Regions from separate parts of the Homo sapiens genome. Here region 1 is linked to region 2. A link is a loop called in an ENCODE intact Hi-C map of the cell type or tissue named here. Cell type or tissue: mammary epithelial cell. All regions are shown on one strand.

What was found. Peaks named below come from ENCODE experiments on the same cell type or tissue, not always from the same donor. Only the 100,000 strongest peaks of a DNase experiment are listed, where the experiment ranks them.
Region 1: it touches region 2 in a loop (10-fold over the local background); 89 of 110 quality-filtered maps call a loop at or near these places.

The regions. Positions count from the first base shown.
Region 1 is chr22:46,311,376-46,319,375 of GRCh38, reverse strand. It overlaps GTSE1 (G2 and S-phase expressed 1), which reads right to left. Exons shown (of 12, transcript NM_016426.7): 5 at 7,071-7,235; 6 at 5,363-5,486; 7 at 2,964-3,344. Among named protein-coding and RNA genes, the nearest start is that of GTSE1, 19 kb to the right of the region's middle. In mammary epithelial cell, a CTCF peak has its summit at 4,909 (motif pointing right); no DNase peak of the experiment used is centred here.
Region 2 is chr22:46,002,544-46,010,543 of GRCh38, reverse strand. It overlaps the pseudogene LOC730668. Among named protein-coding and RNA genes, the nearest start is that of WNT7B, 29 kb to the right of the region's middle. RefSeq lists an enhancer at 3,276-4,267. In mammary epithelial cell, CTCF peaks have their summits at 2,386 and 4,036 (motif pointing left); DNase peaks (open chromatin) are centred at 2,513, 2,993, 3,283, 3,953 and 1 weaker place; H3K4me3 peaks cover 596 bases; H3K27ac peaks cover 2,171 bases.

The sequences.
Region 1 (8,000 bases), 310 kb before region 2:
CCCAACACAGTGAGGGCCAGGTCCGCATTACCCTCCCCACCACTCTTCGGCCCAGAGACTCTGCTCTTCCCTCTGTGGAGGGACCTTCTGAAGGTCAAGTCGCTCTGCTCTGATCTCTCCTATGCACGTCCTCCTGCACTGACGGTACTCCAGGGTCCGCTCTGGTCACGCGGCGCTCTGGGAGCCGGCCTCGGGCTGCCCCTCCATCTTCATCTCTTCTTACCCTGCCCCTCGGTCACTGACTGGCTGAGGTTGCTAGTTTTTGTTCAACAGCAACTTTCCTCTTCTCAGTAAGAAATTTCAGCTGTGTGCGGAATAAAGACAACGTGTCCTAGCATCCTGTGCAGGGAAGCGTCGTACTCAATGGGACACAAACGGAGTCACAGGGACAACTTGCAGTGAGGGTCCTTGAAAGGTGGGGATTTGCTCTTCTTCACCTAGAAGAAGGCTTCCTGCCGGGAGGTATGAGGGCCAGAGCCGGTGCAGCCACACTAGACCATGAGGATGAGAAGCTCATCACGGCAGCACAGGATGGAGTAAGCCTGGGTCCCTGACACCAAGGAGTACTGACCAGCTGTCGCACGTCTACGCAGAATCCCGACCGCAGCGGCTGCACTCCCACCCTCCGGCCCCCATGCTGCTCCCAGAGCACGTCCCACGCCTTCCTGCCCCAGGACCTCTGCACTCCTGCCGTTGCCTCTGCCTGGAGTGCTCCCCCTTGCACTTTCCTACCGGCTGCCTCAGTCTCCTGGTTCAGATCTCAGTCCCGTGTCACCTCCTGACCATCTTTGCCAAAGAACCACCCGATGCAAATTCCTCCCCAAACATGCCAGCTCCAGGACACCATCTTCCCTTAGTCCCTTTGTTGTGCTAGGATCTGCAGGCCTGCTCATCTGATAACATTTCGTATCTTTTCCTATTAAACAGAAATTCTGTGAGAGTAGGTCTGTCTTATCATGATGTCCCTTGTCCCCCAAAGCATTCCAGCACAGAGAAGACACTCAGCAGAACAGCTTGTTCCTACAGCAGGACTCAGAATGCAGTTTCTGGGAGTTGCAGGCTGCCTGTGCTGGCCGGCACTGCCAGAACTTAAAATCCTCAAGCACCCAGAGGGCAGATCTGCCTGACAGAGGAGGCCAGGACGCTCCTCTCACCTTAAGTCAGCTCTGAGAACTTTCTGCATTGCACACAATTGTTCAAGAAATTCATGAAAACTTTACAAACACCCACCCACTAATGGCCAGACACCTGCTGGGGCCAGTGGCCTCACTGACTGGAGAAGGCAGTGGCTGGAGCTCAGGAGGCTGAGGTGGCTGCAATCTGAGGGCCAGAAACTAGAGAGGAGGGGGCTACTCCGACAGAACGAGCTCTAGGAACCCAAGGGAATCTCGAGTCTCTGGCTGAGCACCAGGCAGTGCACAGGTGCAGGGCAGGAGTCCTCAAGGTCAAGAGAAGAGCAACTACCAGGGAGCAACGAGCGGAGCTCACAGGGCCGAGAAACCGCCGTCTTACCAGGGAGCAACGAGCGGAGCTCACAGGGCCGAGAAGGTGTCATCTTGCAGCAGCAGGAGTGCAGGGGTCTCGCGGGCCTTGCGGGACACACGGGTGTGCAGCAGAGGCCTTGGGAAGGACGCCGGTGGCGGGAGGCGGAAAGGCTATGCTAGACCCACCACTTCAAAGCATAAAAAGCCTCGGAAGGATGATCTGCACCTTAACTGCCTGCCAAGCCCAACCCAACTCCTCAGAGAAAGACAACAAAATCCAGACATTCAAAAGTGTACACCTGACAATATCCAACAACCAAGAAAAACTTGTGAAAAATGTAGAGGCAGGAAAATGAGGCCAAAACCCGGAAACAAAATTAGTCAGTCGAAACAGACCCCAAAATGATGGGGAAGATGGTATGAGAAGAATCGTAGACCCTAAAACCATTATCAATTTGCTCACGAGGATGTAAAAGAAAACCCAAGTACCATGAGAAGAAATAAGGGGAAACTATTATGTTAGAAACAAAGTTAACTGGATGGGCTTCACAGCTGTTAGGCACTGCAGAAGAAATGATATCTGACAACAGAAACTACCCAAACTGTAGCTCAAGGAAAAAGGCTGGGCCGGGCACGGTGGCTCACACCTATAATCCCAGCAGTTTGAGAGGCCGAGATGGGTGGGTCACTTGAGGTCAGGAGTTCCAGACCAGCCTGGCCAACATGGCGAAACCCCGTCTCTACCAAAAATACAAAAAAAAAATTAGCCGGGTGTGGTGGTGGGCACCTGTAATCCCAGCTACTCGGGAGGCTGAGGCAGGAGAATTGCTTGAACTCGGTAGGTGGAGGTTACAGTGCGCTGAGATCGCGCCACTGCATTCCACCCTGGGTGACAGAGCGAGACTCCGTCTCAAAAAACAAAAAACAAAAAAAAAGAAAGAAAGAAAAGAAAAAAGATAAGAAAAAGAAAAAAGGCTGAAATAAAAAAAAGAACAGAGCTTCGGTGTCCTGTGAGACAACGTCAAGAGGCCTGAAATAGATGTGATTAGAGTCCTAGGAAATAAAGTGGAAAGAGGAAAAGATAGCTGAAGAAATAATGGCCAACGTTTTCCAAATTTGCTGAAAAAAACCAACCCACAGATCAAAGAAGCTTAAGAAACCCTCAGCGGGATAAAGGCAAAGAAAGCCACCTCAAAGCACATAATAATCAAATTCCCGACAGTAACACTAAAGAGAAAACCTTACAAGCAGCCTACGAGCATTGGGGTGTCACACACACAGGAACGAACGTAAGACATTCAGGGAGCCTCCAGTGACCCCCCAAAACAACGTGGGCGAGAAGACAGCGGGTCACACCTGAAAGCACTGTTGGAGGAAAGAACTAAAAACACCATCAATGCCATCAATAATTGTTTAAAACTTTAAATGCAATTTCTTCAGTATTTTTTAAAGACACATTAAAATGTATCTATTACTCACCAATAGAAAACTTAGGAATTTTAAATTGATTTGTAGGAGTAGGCATAACCTTTGTCTTGGAATTTAGACAGGAATCTCGCCGTCTGATACTTCTAGTCTTATTCAATTGAGAAGATTCTGACCAAGCGCAACTGGAGTTCAGCCACTGGCCGCCACCTTCCGGAGTCTGGGGTTGGGTGGGGGATGCTGAGGGGGGTGCCGTGAGCTGCTCCGCTGCCAGCTCAGAAACATCGACCCGCTTGGCCTGCCAGGAGGATGCCCCCACAGGGCCTGCAGGCAGAGCTGGCCGCAGCATGGCGGGTCCCATTCTGCCTGACTTGCTGATGTTTGACAGAGGCCGGGAGCTATTTGCAGGAATACTTGCAAATTCACTTGATTTAGCTAGAAGGTATACACACAAAAATCACATTATTATAAAAGTATGAAGCTATTTAACAAACACACAGAAGTTATGCTGTCTTTAGCATATCTACCTTAAACATAAGACACATTAACAATATTCTATAAGCCCTTCAGGCAACATCATCAAACACAGGATGGCTCAGGCAGCTTTTAGCTTAGCTGAGTGTATTCTAAGGTACTTATTCTCAAAATAATTACTAACATGTACATAAGCATGCATAAATTCAAGCTCTCCTATCTTCGTTGATTATGTTGGCAGGAGAAATCTACATTAGTTGAGCAGATGGAAGGGGATAGTCTAGTCACATGTCTCACCTGTCTGGTCACAGAGGTGGGCAGGGAACAAGGAAAAAAGACGCAATTGTTACTGGTTGATTCCTTTAAAATTACAAGGAGGCTGCGTCATATTAACCATAAGCACTATTTAAAATAGAAGACCAGATAAACTAGGGTAATACATACTGAGCTACCAATATACGCAGACGATCTGGTAAAGGATTCTTAAAGAAAAACTTTAGCCCAGGAGTGGTGGCTCACGCCTGTAATCCAAACACTTTGGGAGGCCAAGGCAAGAGATCACTCAAGGCCAGGAGTTCGAGACCAGCCTGGCTAATATAGTGAGACCATCCTCTCTACAAAAAACACAAAAATGTGGGCCAGGCGCAGTGGCTCGTGCCTGTAATCCTAGCACTTTGGGAGGCCAAGGCGGGCGGATCACGAGGTCAAGAGATCGAGACCATCCTAGCCAACATGGTGAAACCCCGTCACTACTAAAAATACAAAAATTAGCCGGGCGTGGTGGCAGGTGCCTGTAGTCCCAGCTACTTGGGAGGCTGAGGCAGGAGAATCACTCGAACCCGGGAGGCAGAGGTTGTAGTGAGCCAAGATTGCGCCACTGCACTCCAACCTGGCAATAGAGTGAGACTCCATCTCAAAAAAAAAAAACCCACAAAAATTAGCCGGGTGTGGTGGCATGTGCCTGTAGTCCCAGCTACTCAGGAGGCTGAGGTGGGAGGATTGCTTGATCTCAGGAGGTCATCACCTCAGTCTATAAAGATAAGGACACAAACCTCTCTTAATCACAGAATGGCAGAGTCAGAATTCCAGATCAGATCAATCTGATTAGAGAGTTCACACTTATCATTTTTTTTTTTTTTTTTGAGACGGAGTGCAGTGATGCAATCTCGGCTCATGGTAACCTCTGCCTCCCGCGTTCAAGCCATTCTCGTGGCCCAGTCTCCCGAGTAGCTGGGACTACAGGCACCCGCCACCATGCCCGGCTAGTTTTTGTGTTTTTAGTAGAGACAGGGTTTCACCATGTTGGCCAGGCTGGTCTCAAACTCCAGGGGTCAAGCGATCCACCCATCTTGGCCTGCCAAAGTGCTGGGATCACAGGCGTGAGCCCCTGCGCCCGGCCCACTTTTTACATTTTGTGAACACAATCCACACCATGCTGCCCTGAACGACCCCGAGACGCCACATGGCCAATGCACCTCGAAGAGGATTTCGCTCTGAAGAGCAGAAAGGCGAAGGCTTTCCCTTACCACTAGATGGCAGCTGTGGCTTGGCAAGGTTGAAATGTGGCTTGACCTCAAACAGGTGTGGGAGCATGGATTTAAACAGGCACCCAGGAGTTATGGGGCCATATGCCCTACATTATCTGGAATAGTCCTATTTTAAAACTGGTGTCTCATGACATGGACATGAGGGTGATTCCAGTGTCCATGTTCTCAGGCACGGGGTATCATACATGCTTTCTGGCCATGTGTACCCCGTAGACTGAAGCCACCCATCTGAGTGTGCCCTCCTCATGGGACAGAGGCACTGAGGGCAGGTACAGCAACTCAGTCCACAGCCTGGTCCACCGCACACAGCACGCCCTCCGGGACGTCCTGCCAAGCCTAAGTGGTTCTGCAGAAACAGTCTCCAAGGCCTGAGCAGCACTCCAGGCCTCACCTGGCCAGATGTGGGTCCAAGCATGATGCCGGCTGCCTCACCTTTGCCCACTGCTGGGGATGTGCACGCACTGGATGCCCCGCTCCAAACAGGCCCCGAGGAGGACTTCCTTGCGAGATTGCTGGTAGAGCCGGGTGCTTTTAACAGGGTCTTCTTCAGCCCCAACTGGGGCAAAATGTGAAAAAACAGAATCAGCAAAGATCTCGTTATTTACCTATTACTTGTGTCTGCAAAAGTAAGGGGTTTTTGGCTGGGCACGGTGGCTCACGCCTGTAATCCCAGCACTTTGGGAGGCTGAGGCCGGAGGATCACAAGGTCAGGAGTTTGAGACCAGCCTGGCCAATATGGTGAAACCTTGTCTCTACTAAAAATATAAAAACTAGCTGGGCATGGTGGCAGGCACCTGTAGTCCCAGCTACTCGGGAGGCTGAGGTAGGAGAATTGCTTGAACCCGGGAGGTGGAGGTTGTAGTGAGCTGAGCTCGTGCCATTGCACTCCAGCCTGGGCGACAGAGTGAGACTCCGTCTCAACAACAACAACAACAACAAAAGTTGGTGTTTTTACTATTTTAAAATAATCTAATAATTATCATCTTGAATTTAAAGAAGAAAAAAGTCAAGCAGCACTTCTCAAAGTGTAGTCTTCAAACCCCTGCATGAGGACCACATTAGGGAGCTAGCAGAAATGCAGATTTGGGGCCCCAACCCAGACCCCATGAGTCAGCAGCTGCAGGGCCCAGCTTTGGGCAGTTCTAACAAGAACTGCCAGTACACACAGCTTGGTTTACCGCCAATGCCAGAAAATAAGTGGCAAAGATGTGGCTGGTAGTCTCCATGCCTGTGAGGAACCGCAATTTTCTTTCTTTTCCTTTTTTTTTTTTTTTTTTTTAGACAGGGTCTCACTCTGTTGCCCAGGCTGGAATGGAATGCAGTGGCATGATCACAGCTCACTGCAGCCTTGACCTCCTGGGCTCAAGCAATCCTCCCACCTCAACCTCCCAAATAGCTGGGACCACAGGCATGCACCACCATGCCTGGCTGATTTTTATTTTTTAATGGAGATGGGGGCCTCACTATGTTGCCCAGGCTGGTCTCAAACTCCTGGGCTCAAGTGATCCTCCCGCCTCAGCCTCCCAAAGTGCTGAGATTACATGTGTGAGCCACTGCACCCAGCTGCTGTTTTCAAAACATCAACATCTCATGTCATCTGTTCAAGAACTCTACATGAGGGAAACGGAATATCCCCACCTACAAACTGGGGCTCCGAGACGCTGACTTTTCCCAACCCACACAGCTCCCAGGGCAGAGGCTAGCCATCAGTGCACACTGCGAAGCCAGTATTCTTTGCATGTATTTTGCAGGCTGCCTCTTGTGGGTGTATTTTCAACTTTTCCACCTCTTTTTTTTTTTTTTTTTTGAGACAGGGTCTCATTCTGTCACCCAACCTGGAGTGCAGTGGCGTGATTATGACTCACTGCAGCCTCGACCTCCTGGGCTCAAGCAATCATCCCACCTCAGCCTCCTGAGTAGCTGGGACTGCCGTTGCTCACCACCATGCCCAGCTAATTTTTGTATTTTTTGTAGAGATGGGTTTCATCATGTTGCTCAGGCTGGTCTTGAACTCCTGGGCTCAAGTGATCCTCCCACCTTGGCCTCCCAAAATGCTGGGATTTTAATCCAAAGCACTTGTACACACAGCTGCCACCTCATTCCCAGCAACCACAAGTTTGGGCCCCAGCAGCCAACTCACCTTGTTTGGAACAGGGATCGCCCGCTTGCCCTGGCCCAAGTGGCTTCCGGCGGCCGGCACATTGACAGCACCCGGGGCAGGTTTGTCAGGGAGAACATCCCGGTGGGATTCCTTCTCAGCTGGGATTTTTGTCCTGGAAGGACTAGCTGGAATCTCTTTCTTGGGCTGAAAATTTTAATTTGAACTGTGAGAACTGTCTAGTGCTTAACAATGTACAGAGATACTCAGGCTTCCATTCAGAGCGAGCCTAGGCCCCATCTTCCCCAGTGCTACACATGCCCCTCCATTCATCAGCCAGATTGAAGGGAACAGGGCAAGCAGTTCGCATCCTCCACCAAATCACTATGGACATAAGTGATGATGGATTTTGCTTCCTCATTAAAAACAGCATCAAATGATACCTACACAGATCATTAATAGGAGAGAGGTTCTCTAAAGCCATTCCCCAGTCAGGATCCTTATTTAAGAATGATAATGAGAAAGCTGGTCTAGTTACACAAATTTTAAAATGCTGTACAGAAAGGACTCATCCATTAAATGGTCATCTCTACCAGAGAAGCTGCTCAATTGCAATAAATCTTCTTGGTCTAGTACTGAAAGCCATTTTCTTTGGCCAGCAGAGTCAAAAAATAAGTTCTTGACATATTTAGGGACAAGGGCATTCATGGAACTAATTTATACTTACATAAATAGCCCCCTTATAACAGGAGAGTTAATAAGGTAACAGCAATAGAAGCTCAGAGTGGTAAAGACGCAGCAGTAACTTTTTCCCTTTATAGCATTTCTAAAAACTGAGATACTTCTCATAACATAAAATTCACTATTTTAAACAGTATACTTCAGTGGTTTTTAGTAGATCTGTTATGTTGTACAACCAGCACAAGCTAATCTTAAAATATAGTGGTGTCCCAAAAAAGAACCTGTACTCGG
Region 2 (8,000 bases):
TCAGAGAGATTATGAGTTTCGTGCCCTATTCCATGGGTGGAAAACTGAGGCACAGAGGGATACTCATGCCACATAGAACCTGGATAACTCCCCAGAGCTTCTGGGTCCACAGTCATCCAAGCTGCAAACGCCGCTGAGAATCCTGAGGAGGGGAGGCTCCTTCCAGGTGTTGGGAGTGGCTTGGGAGTGCTCCAGCAACCCCGCATGCCCCAAGCACTGCTTATGGGCCAGGCTGGGGTGGGGAATGCTGAGAGCACTGGGGAGAACCTGTTCTTGGGACTGACTTCCAGATTAAGACAATCTTGCTTCGAGGGGCTGTGTGGCTGGCTTTAAGCACCAGGAAGTTCTGATCTTCTCACCTGTTCTAGTTAATTAGTGCTGCATAACAAACAGCCCCAAAACAGTGACTAAAACTACAGCCACTTTATTACGCTCAGGAATTCTGTCCTGAAAGGGCACAGTAGGGACAACTCCACTCTACTCTGTGTGGTTCAGTGGCTCACCCGAGACAACTCAAATGGCTGGGGGCCGGGACACCTGCTGCTGGTGGATCCACTTCCAAGATGGCTTCTGCATTCGCATGGCTGGTGCCTGGGCTGGGCTGGCTGGAAGGCTGGAACTGTCAACCAGTGCACCCCCATGTGACTCCTCATGGAGCTTGGGCTTCCTCACAGCATGGAAGTCTCAGGTTGTTGAACTTCCTTCTTAGATGGCAACTTAGGACTCCAAGTTATAAGCCATATGGTCTTTTATGAGTGAGCCTTGGAAGTTACCCAACAACACTTCTGCCGCATTGTCTTGGCTGAAGTAGTCACAAGCCCACCTGGATTCAAGAGGAGAGGCCATAGGGCCCACGCTTCAATGGGAGAAGGACCAAGGACTTTGCAGCCATATTTAACACTGCCACACTAGCCTCCAATTTCCTCCTTTCCTCTCTGAAAATTCTGCCATCTGCCAAAGTTGGGCTTAAATTCCAAGCCAGAAAAACTTCCTGCTAATTCCTATCCCCAGTAACACTTCCTGCCCACCGCTGCATTCTTGGTTATGGTTGCTCTAATAAGTAATGGGGACAGTCATGAATGTGATGCCCCTCACTTGGCAACCATGCCCATGTGTTCACACATGTATATTCTTCTTTGGTTCTTAGAGTAATCCTGTGAGGCATTTTAGATGAGCGAGTGGGCATCTCACATGGAGTTTTGCGGGGTGAGTAGGAGTTTTCCTGACAGACAGGGTTTGAGGAAAAGTATGATGAGCTTGGGCACATGTACAGTTGGGTGGGGCTGGAGGACAGTGTCACTGACTTGAGGCAAGAGGCTTCTCTGTGGAGAAGTGCTCCACACAGTCCTCTGTTTTAGGAAGACTCCTCTGGCCCAGACAGTGTGAAGGCTGGAAGCTGGCCTGGGGGAGCTGGCACTGAGGCTCATTCATGGACCCCCACAAGTGCCTGTCTGCCTGTGCCTCCTACGTGGTTTCACGAGTCCTTTCAACCATTATCTGGGTGGGCATTGTCAACCCATTTTACAGATGAGAAAGCCGGGCTGGGCGCAGTGGCTCATGCCTGTAATCCCAGCACTTTGGGAAGCTGAGGCGGGCAGATCACTTGAGCTGAGTTTGAGACCAGTATGGGCAACATAGGGAGACCCTGTCGCTACAAAAATGAACCAACAAACAAAAATTAGCCAGGCATGGTGGTGTGCACCTGTGGTCCCAGCTACTCGAGAGACTGAGGCGGGAGGATTGCTTGAGCCCAGGAGGTAGAGGTTGCAGTGAGCCATGATCGCACCACAGCACTCCAGCCTGGGTGACAGAGAAAGACCCTATCTACAAAACACACACACACACACACACACACACACAAAACAGATGAGAAAACTGAGGCACCAAGAGGTGTTTCTGGAATCCAAACTTGGCAGGAAGGCTAGGAGCAGGGTTGGGAGCTGCCCTTGTCTCCTCCACAGGCAGGAAGCTTGTCCTCCCTCTCCAGCACCTCAGCTGCCCCTGCCACCCCCACCCCTCTCAGCCCTGACCCTGTGGTCCAGAAAGGCCTCTGGAGGCCAGCTGTGGGTGGCAGGGCCTCTGGCTTACACCAGCGGGCAGCAGGGAGTGTAGTCACCTGCTCACTCGTGTCTGGTGCTCTTTGTGGCTATAGGAAGCAGAGGACAGGTGCTGGGAGGAGGGCTGGCCTGAGGGGAAACTGAGGCCTGGGACTGCGGGGTCAGGGCTTGGTCTCTGCCACTGAGTTTGCACCTGGCTTCCCCTCATGCCTGGCCATTTGGTTCCGGCTCTTGAAATAGATCCTCTGCCCACCTGGTAGCTGGCCGGCCATGGGCCGTGCCACGCCACCTGCCTGCTGCAGCCCAGCCCGGTCACCCCGAAACGCTGACAAAAGCCAGCTGCTCTCCCAGCAGTCGCTCGGCAGGCAGACACCCGGAGGCGTGACGCCTGCCCTCGTCTGGCACCGAGGCTGCCAGGAGGGCGCTGACGCAGCTCTCCCCACTCCCACTCCCAGGGGCTCCGCAGCTCCTTTCTGGAATGGCTTCCCGATGAGGTAATGCAGCTCGGAGCACAGGAGGAGGCCACTGGGAAACGCTGCTGGCCAGGCCCCAGCTCCCCGGGAAGATGGCTGCCGTGGCCTCCCTGCCCTGCCTGCCCGACGCCACCGCACAAGGGCCTGGCAGGCTGAGAACAGGAGCCGGACTTCAGGCCGGAGGCTTGGCGGCCTCACTCTGGAGTGGCCAGGGGGACCCAGACATTTACTCATCTCCCGGCCGAGGTGGTGCAGGCCTCAGCCTGGGCCTGCAGCCTCACTCTGATCCTTAGAGGCCCCTGCCCTGAGAACACGCCGCCCCCGGGCACACGCGGAGAAACAGAGGCCGTGCCCAGGGTTATAGCAGGAATCAAGGTCTGTTCTCGCCCTGCAGCCCTGGGGGCAAGGGCAGGCCTCCCTCCACACGCATCGCATCGGGTCTGGGAACAGCACCATGAGCTTGCTCCGACCTGCCAAGCGGCTTTTTCCTGGAACATGAGTCTTTTCCGGGCACGGAGCAGAGCACTCAGGCCACCGGCCCTCCTATGCTGGGAGCAGGGGGAGATGCCGGCTGGCCGAGCAAGGAGGCCCCTGGGGCTGTCCACCCGGTGTCCCTCTCAGGGCCCCTCTTGGCCCCATGAAAAGGCGGCACCCCCACCCCTTGCCTCTCCTAGCGCTGCCAGGCTCCCCTGCAGGTGTGACCTGCCTCGCAGAAGCTGCTGAGAGGCAGGAACTGAGCAGGGAAGTGTCCCAAGGGGTGACTCACTTCCCTCACCCACGTTTCCCCCTCTCCCTGCCAGGCCCTGCGCTGGGCGGGCCCTAGGGCCACAGGGACCAGCATGGCCCGGCAGCCCCGGACCTCCCAGGTGGAAGGAAGGACCCGGAGAACTGGAAACATCCTTGCATAGCAGCCCCCGAGTTGGAGGCAGCCACTCGGCACCTGGCACCTGGCCCAGGGGGGCCTCCTGCGGACTCACGTGGGCTCTGGGAGGTGGAGGAGGGTCACTTCCCCCAGGGGAGAGCGGAGAAGGCTGGCAGGACCCTGCTGTGGGTGTGACTGGGACCGTGCTGGGCCCTGCGTTGGCCAGCAGTGTCCCGAGCGGGCCTCCGCGCCGGCAGGCCCAGCTGGGCCTATTTCTGACTCGAATTTGTTGCGAAACGTCGGCAAATCCCCTGCCCTGGCTGGGCCTCAATTTCCCCATCTGCAGACAGGAGGCGGGCGAGAGGGCCCCCTGGACTTCAGGGCCCGTGGGTCTGACGGCCAGGGCTGCAGCTGAATCTCCGAGTTGGAGATGCCTGGTGGGGTGCAGCACACCCTGCGTGCACAGATGAGGGCCGGGCTGGCTCCAGGCGTGCGGGAGGCAGCAGTGGAGCTGGGATCGGAGTCTGGACTCCTCTGCTGGCCTCGAGTGACCCCGGGGGCCTTCTTGTCCCCCCTCCTTGCAGGAAGCACAGGCACCAGCTCCTGAAAGCAGAACAGCTCCCCTCTGCTGCCCCCTGGTGGCTGCAGTGACACATGGTGGCCCAGTCCAGAGCCAGGGCACCCCCAGGGTCACCGACACCCTCAAAGTCATGAGCTCCCCTGGGGCCATGGGTGTCGTAGGGCTGGGGCCACCCTCTCTGGGAGCCCTGGGTGAGAGTGTCACTTGTGATATTTCATTGAATCTTCACCCCTCCCACACACAAGAGAGGGATGATCATGTTTGCCGCTTCACAGCTGGGTTGTCAGTTTCAGGGGGCAGAGCCTGCAGGAAGCTGGGGCCGGAGAGGTTTGAAGTCAGATATTCCAGTGGAAAGTGCTCCCCTCCCCTCCAGTCAACAGCCACCTGGGGCTTCAGGCTCTAGGAGGGGAGGAGTGGGTGGGGAAGGTCGAGGCTTATTATTCTTCGGGGTGTGGGGGTGGTCACTAAAATGGGACCTGGTGGCCGGGCACAGTGGCTCACGCCTGTAATCCCAGCACTTTGGGAGGCCGAGGCGGGCGGATTACCTGAGGTCAGGAGTTCTTGACCAGCCTGGCCAACGTGGTGAAACCTTGTCTCTACTAAAAATACAAAACTTAGCTGGGCATGGTGGCACACACCTGTAATCCCAGCTACTCAGGAGGCTGAGGCAGGAGAATTGCTTGAGCCCAGGAGATGGAGGTTGCAGTGAGCTGAGATCATGCCACTGCACTCCAGCCTGGCCGACAGAGCTGGACTGTCTCAAAAAAAAAAAAAAAAAAAGAAAGAAAGAAAGACGGGACCTGGCTTCCTAACTGAGGGAAACTGAAGAGAAGGGCCCAGTTCACGGGAATAAGGTGCCAGTTTGGGATGCCCCTACAGGGCCCTAGGTGCAGGGGACAGGGCTGAGGGAGCGGGGGAGGCGCCAAGATGTCAAGGCCGGCAGCCGTTCTCCTGGGGCAGAGGGCCAGTGCCCATGCCCGCACCTTGGGTCCCCAGGGCAGCCAGGTGGAGCCATACCACCTCCTCGGGCTTCACCTGCAAGCCCAGGCCCTGTGCTCACTGAGCCCCCACGCCCGCCAGGCCACTTCCAGAGGCTGTGCACACCCTCTGCCCAGATCCAGGAGAGGGGCTTTCACACAAGGAGGGAGAGGCTCAGAACCCTGGCAACCTACCCAAGGCATGGCACATGGGGCTACACGGGTGGATTGGAAGCTGGGTTGGCCACCTGAACCCCTGGGGTCCTGGCATTTCCAATGTCACCATCAGAAGGGTGGATGGAGGCCGGGCGTGGTGGCTCATGCCTGTAATCCCAGCATTTTGGGAGGCCGAGGCAGGCGGATCACCTGAGGTCAGGAGTTCGAGGCCAGCCTGGCCAACATGGTGAAACCCCGTCTCTCCTAAAAACACAAAAATTAGCCAAGCATGGTGGCAGGTGCCTGTAGTCTCAGCTACTTGGGAGAATGAGGCAGAAGAATCGCTTGAACTCGGGAGGCGGAGGTTGCAGTGAGCTGAGATCACACCACTGCACTCCAACCTGTGCGACAGGGCAAGACTCTGTCTCAAAAAAAAAAAAAAAAAGAAAAAAGTAAAAGAAAAAAGAATGGAGGACGGAAGGGCCACACCATGCAGGTGCTGGGGTCCTGGCGTTTCATTTTCAATGTCACCATCAGAATGGAGGATGGGAGGCCGCCCCGCGAATGGAGGGCGGGAGAGCCATGCCATGCAGGTGCTGCCTGCTTGGGTTCCTGTGCTGGGACTGCCTCTCTCATCTATCACCTTGCACCTCCATCGCTGTGACACCCTTCACCCGCCGGGCCCCCACAAAACATGCTTGGGCTCTGCAGCCAGACTCCATCCTCCCCCACCAACCGTCCGACTCCTAGAGCCCTCTCCTGGACCCCCAGCACAGCGCGTGCGTGACGGAACCCTGCAGAGCCACTTCCTGTTAGAATCAGAAGGGCTGTCAGCCACTAAACCCAAGTGCCAACTTTTGGTGACGGAGAAATAGATCCAGATAGAGGGAGGACTTGATCAGGCCCAGGGTGGCCAGAGACCCTTTGGACTGCGACCAGAATCCCAGGGGCCTGTCACCGGCCCAGCGTCTGAGGTCCTGAATCCCTGGAAATCAATAAAGGCAGGCAGGTGGGAGGCTGGAGGCCTCGCAGCCCACCCAACCCACATCCACCACACTCTCACACCAAGCCCTCAGCGTGCTCGGAGCATGGCGGTGGGCTTTACCCCTCCAGCCCCTCTACCTGGGATGCCACACAACTCTTCAGGGCCAGGGGAGTCCCCTCCTAGGGCCACCGTCCCCAAGGCACCCAGGGATGAGTCACTCTCTCTCACCCCAGGCCACCCAGGAGAGTTGACATCAGTCACATGTCTGCCCCTCAGACTGGGAGAACCCTGGAGCAGGGACCCCATCCCCTGCCTCTGTGAATCCCTAGCATTGGCCCATGGTGTGAACACCAGCAGCCACAGCACTGAGACCTAGCCAGGGCTTCCCAGTTTCCTGGGCACCAGCTGTTCTTCGCAGCCTCTTCCATGCTTGCTGGGAAGCAAGGTCTATCATGACCCTAGGCGCAGAAGGACAAGAAACAGAGAGGTTGAGTAAGATGCCCGACGACACACAGCTGGAGTCAGCAGAGGCTGGAAGGGTGCTGGGCGGCCTGGCTCCCAGCACGAGGCATCCTACCTGAGGACAGTAGACGGGCAGCTAAAGGACCCTCAGCTGACCACACAGGCCGGGCCTGGGCATGTCTGCGGCATGACCCCCTTGGGCCTTGTCACCTCCTCTCATCCCCTAGATCGCAGGACAGCAAGGTGGTCACACCCAGATTGCCTGAGTGTGCATTCTTTCCTTCCACGTCGGAGCACTTGGTCGGAATCCTGCCCACACAGGATGCACCTCACGAGGTGTTCACTCACCAGTCTCCCAGAGCAGAGGGGTCTGGGGAGAGGGGACACAAGATGGCATTGGGAGTGACAGCAAGACTGACTGTCTTGCGGGGCCCTCAGGCGCTGGCCTCCAAGGCCAGGTCCCCCAGGAAAAGCCTAGACAGAGGGGAGCAGGAAACCCGGTCCCAGCCCAGGGCGCCCACTCCCTGCCGGCCAGGCCAAGCCTCCCGCGTCCGGCCTCCTGGGTGCTGCTCACTCATCCATCAGACCAGTGTGATGGGGTCATTCGCTCCCATTCCCAGGCGGGGGAGGCTCCAGGAGATGTGGGTGGATGTGGGTTTACCCTGTGGATGGCCTGAGGCCTGAGGACTAGGAAGGTCCATCTATCTGTCCCTTGGCAGATGGCCACAGTGCCCAGGGCGACAACAGGGTGAGCTCTGCTCACATGGGTCCTGATGCAGATAGGGGGTGTCTGGGCCCCTGTCACCCCTGTGGAGTCTTCCTCGCCTTCCTCTGGGCGGGTCTTCTCAGGTCCAGCTCAAGGGCATCTGGGAGGGGAGGTGGCCTGAAAGCTCGGAGGCCCTGCAAAGCTGGCTGCAGTTAGGAAAGCCACTAAGTCATTATTTTGGGGTTAAATCAGAACTAATCTACCCAAGCCAATGGCTGGGTCCCCTGAAGGGAGGACACTCATGACTCAGCTGCTTGAGCCTGGGGAAGTGGTGTCCCTGAGATCCAGGAATGTGAGGGAGGATGACACCATCCACCAGGCCTGGCCCAGCGGGAGCAGCTAGTGTGGCTGCCTCTCGCTGTGCCCACCCCACCCTCAGCATCTGGCTTTGTCCACCTCTGGCCAAGGCCCACTCTGTTTGGGCTGCACTGTTGCCCGGAAGCCCTCCATGCCCCAGCGAGAGTCTCCCTCCCTGGCCTCTGTCCCTCCATTTCTCCATCAGTGGCCACCAGGGCAGTTTTCTTTTTCTTTTCTTTTTTTTTTTTTTGAGACGGAGTCTCACTCGCCCAGGCCGAAGTGCGGTGGCACGATCTCGGCTCACTGCAACCTCCGCCTGCCGGGTTCAAGCAATTCTCCTGCCTCAGCCTCCTGAGTAGCTGAGACTACAAGCACGCGCCACCAT